Regions from separate parts of the Homo sapiens genome. Here region 1 is linked to region 2. Evidence: chromatin contacts called from ENCODE Hi-C or POLR2A ChIA-PET data. All regions are on one chromosome and are shown on one strand. The core of a region is the stretch at or near the end of the contact, and the rest is flanking DNA. Distances in the headings are between cores, read along the strand shown. Region 1 overlaps LOC105378776 (a long non-coding RNA gene). Region 2 overlaps PDE4B (phosphodiesterase 4B).

What was found. Hi-C counts contacts between places; a loop is a spot of excess contacts on that map. ChIA-PET counts read pairs that join two places held with the same protein, here RNA polymerase II (POLR2A). Pooled maps may share reads with other maps.
Region 1: a loop to region 2 is called in a pooled map, with 2.7 times the contacts of the local background. The contact joins two enhancer-like sites. A Hi-C loop is called at or near these places in 1 of 168 maps with a recorded cell type or tissue (naive thymus-derived CD4-positive, alpha-beta T cell), 1 of 37 single-sample maps with no recorded cell type and 8 of 50 pooled maps. POLR2A ChIA-PET finds 5 or more read pairs at or near these places in 6 of 52 experiments (MCF 10A, OCI-LY7, PC-3 and 3 more).

The regions. Positions count from the first base shown.
Region 1 is chr1:66,435,034-66,437,934 of GRCh38, forward strand. All of the region lies in intron 2 of LOC105378776 (a long non-coding RNA gene), which reads left to right. Among named protein-coding and RNA genes, the nearest start is that of SGIP1, 98 kb to the right of the region's middle. Within about 2 kb of position 1,643, at least 2 of the 41 ENCODE cell types and tissues checked have a DNase peak (open chromatin) inside an H3K27ac peak, as active enhancers do.
Region 2 is chr1:66,299,593-66,302,492 of GRCh38, forward strand. The region is part of intron 7 of PDE4B (phosphodiesterase 4B); the gene reads left to right. Among named protein-coding and RNA genes, the nearest start is that of SGIP1, 230 kb to the right of the region's middle. RefSeq lists an enhancer at 1,798-1,857. Within about 2 kb of position 1,464, at least 12 of the 41 ENCODE cell types and tissues checked have a DNase peak (open chromatin) inside an H3K27ac peak, as active enhancers do.

The sequences.
Region 1 (2,901 bases), core at 393-2,892, 140 kb after region 2:
TTGTGATTTGGAACAAGTTGATTATGATATCTTGTTACCATGAGATTGGTTATGCCAATCTCCTTATTTTATGGGTTAAAAAAACCCCAGAAGCTCAGAAGAGTTTAATAACCTGTTCAAAGTTATATGATATGTTAAATATATAAATCTCCATTGAATAATATCACCTCTATCTTCCTTACAAAGCTTTTATGAGGCTCAAATAAGAAAATAAATATGAATATTCACCACAGTACTTGACATGGATGCTAGGAACCCTTAATGTTCCCTTTTCCCAGTAGTAAAGCAGTAGTAATCAGTCACACACACACACATGCACACACACACAGACACCCCACATATACAGCATAGTGCGTAACACACATACATATAAGATTTATTTAAAACGACCTTGAGAAGAAAATTATTAACTCTGGGTCAGATGTGTTTATAAGCCCATTTCTGGGACCACATTCTGGGCTCTACCATATTGTATCTTGGGGTCATGGCTCTCTCACAACTGGAGAGAGGTGCTCCAAGCATCAATTCATAAAAGCTGTTACTAGCACACTATCTCTATCCTGTTTTTTTTAAAATAATACTATCTACCTTGCCTTTTATGAGGTGCAGAGCCTAGCACAAATGTGTCTAATCAGGCTGATCAAAACAAGGGGAATTGCACTGGTATTTGGGCCTGGGGTGCACAGCAAAAGGTCAAAGACTTACACGACCAGGAAAGCTTGTGACTTGGTTATTCCACTTATGATGTGGTTTTTATATAAATGGCCTGCATTCATTTAAGGACAAACATAAGACAGCCCTTCTCCTAGCTTCAGAATAGACTGAAAGTGGAGGAGAAGAGCAGAGAGAAATTTTGTTTTTTTTTTTGGTTTGGTTTTAGGAAATAATTTACAATATTTATATTCTAGGAATTGCCCTAGAGAAATTAGAATTTTTTAATTAAAAAATTTATTTTCCTCTTAGCTTCTTGCAATGTCCACATTATACGGTGCATTAAAGCTATAAGGTCTTATTCCTATTTCAGCAATTCTCAATCAGATAATCTCAGAATGCTTGTTAAAACACAGATCTGTGGGCTTTGATCCAGATCAACTGATTTATAATTACTTGTATAAGTAAGTCAAATAAGTTCTTGGTGAAATTCTCATGTCCACTAGAATTTAGAAACCACTGCACACTCCCTTCTAGCATCTGAAATCACTTCTATTTTTATAGATAAAATAGCCTGCTTTTCAAACTCTTCCATATTTGTAGCTTTGGGTTTCTAGATCTCTTTTAAGCTCACCAAGATCTAGTATTCAGCCTAGTACTCAGCCAGCGAAATTAGATGGAGTAGAATGGAAATTCTACTTGTGCTTCCCATAATAAAGCTTCACTCTTCCCTCTTCCTGCTTCAACTTTCTCCACAAACACACAGCAGTTAAATATACATATTTTTAAAGTTCTATTCTTATGCACCACAGAGCTTAAGAAACACTGCTCCCCTTGTGGTAGGTGCTGGACCAGCCAATGTTTTTGATTAGTAGGTGAGGCACATGAGGAGTTTGTGGTGAATGCATCAGTGGGAGGAAGAAAGGCATGAAATGAAGAATCGACATGATTGTGGTGCCTGGAGCCAGAGAGTTAGCTGCTGGTTCCAGCTCTGGTATTAACTGAGGGTGTGATCTGAGGTGAGTCATGCCTCTCTTTGGGCCACAGGGTGCCTTAGGGCTAGGCAGAATTCTTTAAGGCAGAGCTTCCTAGCTTATATGTAGTATCACACTGGTGTGCCACAAACGGATTATAGGTGTGCTATGAATTACTGCGTTCCTCAGCTCTCAGAATGTGCCTCTAGCCAAGAGAAGCCTCATCAGAGTCTTCTTGGGGACTGGTCTGAGCAGTGTAGGAGTCCAAGGACCACCCTCATAGTCCCTAGAGGAGGCAGTGGGCACCATGAGTCACATTTACCATGCATTTCTCCACTATAATGCCCTGAATGCACACAGCCAAGAAGGTAGGTGTTCTACTGCATGGGCATCTCAGCAGCCATCCATCCTAGCAGTTAGCACCGCAGACCATTCTAGGTAAGGCCTGAGGATCAGTAGGTAGTTTGTGTCCAGCTGCCCAGAAGCTTAGAGCTTAGCCCAAGATGTGGCCAGTGGGGATGAGTGAGTGCAGAAACATGGTGGGGATTTCTGGTCTGCCCAGCAACACGTGATAGCCCAGAATCTGTTTTCACATATATCAGATACTCCTGTTCATCTTCAGCAGATGGACAAAAAAGTCCATTTAGTGGTTTCCATGCTAGCTGTAGGGCAACTGCTCTTACAATGCATATGCAATATACAAATTAGACCTTCGTTATTATTTTGGAATGCTAGATAGCATAAAAGTCTGAATTTAAAGTACCTTTGCTCTATCATAAAAAATTAAACATTAACTTGTCAGTATAAGAAAAGGATAAGCTATTAGGTTCTTTAATTTCAAATGTTGCAAATCTTCAAATAGTTGTAAACAATGGTTTTAATTTTTTAAATTATCTTATTGTGGGAATGAAGGTTCTTGTTGATACACACCACTAGGAATTTGAAACAATCATCATTAAGAAGTCTTACTCAGAGTTTTGCATAGCTATTTTGAATATGGTATCTGTTGGTAAAAAGATATGTCAATGGTAATAAGTTCAAATTTCTAATTTTTTAAAATTATTTTATTTGGAACCTTTATATAAATTTAATATTTGATATTTTTCTAAACATCTTGTATTTTATTTTTCCTATAAGGATATAAATATAAAGAGTGACAATTTTTTTCACTGAACTTTGTTGAGCTATTCCCAGATCACCCTCCAGGTTTTGTAGAGAAAACATTTGTACAAAACAAAAAGTTTTTCTATGTGTGGAAGATGTGACAAAGATTGCC
Region 2 (2,900 bases), core at 214-2,713:
CTGTAATATGGTAATTCTATTTAAGCTTTGTTGCAAAACCTCCATACCGTTTTCCATAATAGCTGTGCTAACTTACTTTCCCATCAACAGTTTATAAGAGTTTGCTTTCCTCCACATCCTTGCTGGCTTTTGTTATTTTTTATCTTTCTGATAATGGCCAAAAGCTTTTAGCTTTTCCTCACTCATTGTGACATTAGCTGTGTGTTTGCCTGTTTTGTGTTGAGGTTTGTACCTTCTATGCCTAATGTGTTGAGAGTTTTTATCATTAAGGGAAATTGAATTTTATCAAATGCTTTTTTCTGCCTTTATTTGTAGGACTTTTTAGTAACAAATTTCATTATAGAATGTAAATATTATAAGGAAAAAATATATGTTATAATATGAATTAATAATGGCATGAATATTAAAACCAAACAAAATGCATATTGGAAAAATTGGCACTATTGCACAAACACAGACATCTAGGGGAATGTCTTTCTCTCTGGTGTTCGTGTTTTTACCTTCTTCAGCCATGTGAAAAGACTTTCAAAGGTTCTATTTTATTCTCAGAGTTGACAGACTCACCCTTCAACAGAGTGGGCATCAAAAGCCAATAGCTGCCTTGAGTAAATTAATTTTTGTTGATTTTAGTTCCCCTTTAAGACTTCCTGAGATACTGATCATGGAAATGAATATTAGCGATTTAATTCTGGCACCTCGTCAGGACTCACACTGCATTCCTGGGTGCAGCCTGGAACATCACTGCTGGCTGGACTCACTTCTCCTTGCCCACCAAGGGACCTGAAAACCACATTAAGGTGGAGAGGAGAGTGTGGCACCTCCTTGCTCAGAGATCGGCCAGTTCACTGTACTTTATTGACTGTGGACTGTTGATTTATCCAGCCTTCTCATTTCACATGTGAGGGAGGGCGATTTGGAGTGACTTCTGTGCACTTACATAGCTGATAATAGAGGATGGACCAGAATCCACATCTCCAACTACCAGTCCAGAATTCTTTCCATTCCCCAGTCACTCACTTATTCATACATTCATCTAACATTTATTGGATGCCTACAGTGTGTGTATAGCTGTGACTACAAAGATGAATTGGACGCAGACCCTGAACTCAAGATCTTTACCCTGGCTTGTGTTTTTGATTTCCCAGAGGGTCTGAGGTCCATTAGGAAGGTGACTATCTGCCAGGGCAGTCTCTCCATGCCGGCTGGATTAGGCAATCACTGCTGGCCGTATGCAGTCCCGTTTTCAGTGTCCAAGTCTATTCTTCATAGATGGCCTATTCTCTGTTTTTCTGACTTTCTTACTGGGGTTTCTCACCCAAACATAGCATTACTGATAAATAATATTTAAGTGGCTGAGCTCTGAAGATTAAGCTATTAATATCACAAACAGGCTCCATATTCTCTCTAGTAAAGAGCGAAAAAGAGTCAGTATGTATGTGTGTGTGTGTTTACACATATGAGCATGCGGTGTGGCTCTCTGAGACACTTAGAAGAAAAGTTCCTGCGTGCTCATGAAAGGCCCATAGTACAGCTATGAGTATATTCCAGGCCTCACATGGCTGCAGTATTCACCAGATTACCAATATTAGAGAAGCAGATTTTTTTCTATGGGTAATTTTTAATAATTTAAGGGCTCTCATTTCTCATTATTTCAGAAATCCAACTTGGAGCTTCTCATTTGATCAGCAAGTATTTTCCAAGGGCCTCCTGTATTCTCAGCCCTGTAAGAGGTTTGGGCCTTGGAGGCTGAGTCAGAGATCATGATATTCAAACCGTTTTCACTTTCATTTTGTTGTTGTCATTTTCTCTCCATTTGATCCTGAGGTAAAAAAGGACTAGTAATATTATCTCTATGTCACAGAGGAGGAACCAGAGGCACAGAGAGGCTTAATGACTTGCCAGGACCCTCAAGGCTATAAGCAGGAAAGCAGGGGCGAGACCACCAGGCTTCTTACCGCTAGGACAATGCTTTTTTTTTTTTCTAACTATGCCAGATTGCCAGTCCATATTTTTTTTAATTCAGGAAGGATTAGAGAAAAAATATTGCAAGCATATAAATGTAATCTCATGATAGAATAGTAACAATTACATAAAAATACTAAAGTTCATTTTAAATACTACCTAAACTAGGTCATGAATTCATCCTATAGCTTTTTCTCCCAGCAGGCATAATTGAGTTGCTTTCCCAAATGCCAGGTTATTCTACCCATGCGAGTTATAAAGACCTTTTTCTTGAAGGGATTACTGCTGAACTTCTCCTAAGTCATGACTTTGTGATGGGAGAGATATAAGTAACATGTTCGTTGGGCTTTTATAACTCTAGAGAAAGCTCTTCCTAAATCTTGGAGCTTACTGCTCAGCCAACTTATTGACTTTGTTTAGGAGGTGGCCATTAGCCTCTCAAACCACAGAGGTTTGGACTGTTCAACTACAGTAAGCCCAGAAGCAAAGAGAGATTAGAACACAGCATCACTGGGTGAAAATGGGGAAAGCTAAACTGCTTCGAAATTGCAGTGCTCTGTCCTATACTCATTTCTGGAGGAATCAAGAAGAGCCTGAAGCAGAAGTGACCCACTGGCCTTGGAGACAGGAGGCAATGGAAAAGCACAGTTCATCCACAAACCAGCCTCTCTGAGCATCAGCTTCCTAGCTGCGTGACATTCCCAAGACTCTTCCCTGCACTAATTTCCACATTTATAAAAAAGAACCACAGATGTGTCCTTGATGGTCATCTTACTGTCATCTGTTACCACCACATACGCTGTCTTGTTATGTGGCTTGGGAAAATCTATAAACTGGTCTTTTGGCTTTGATCACCTGATTGATTTACTGTCAGCAGATGATATTAAAATTAGCTTTCATTTGTTGAGCAAATCTGGATGGGCAATTGAGGTGGAAAC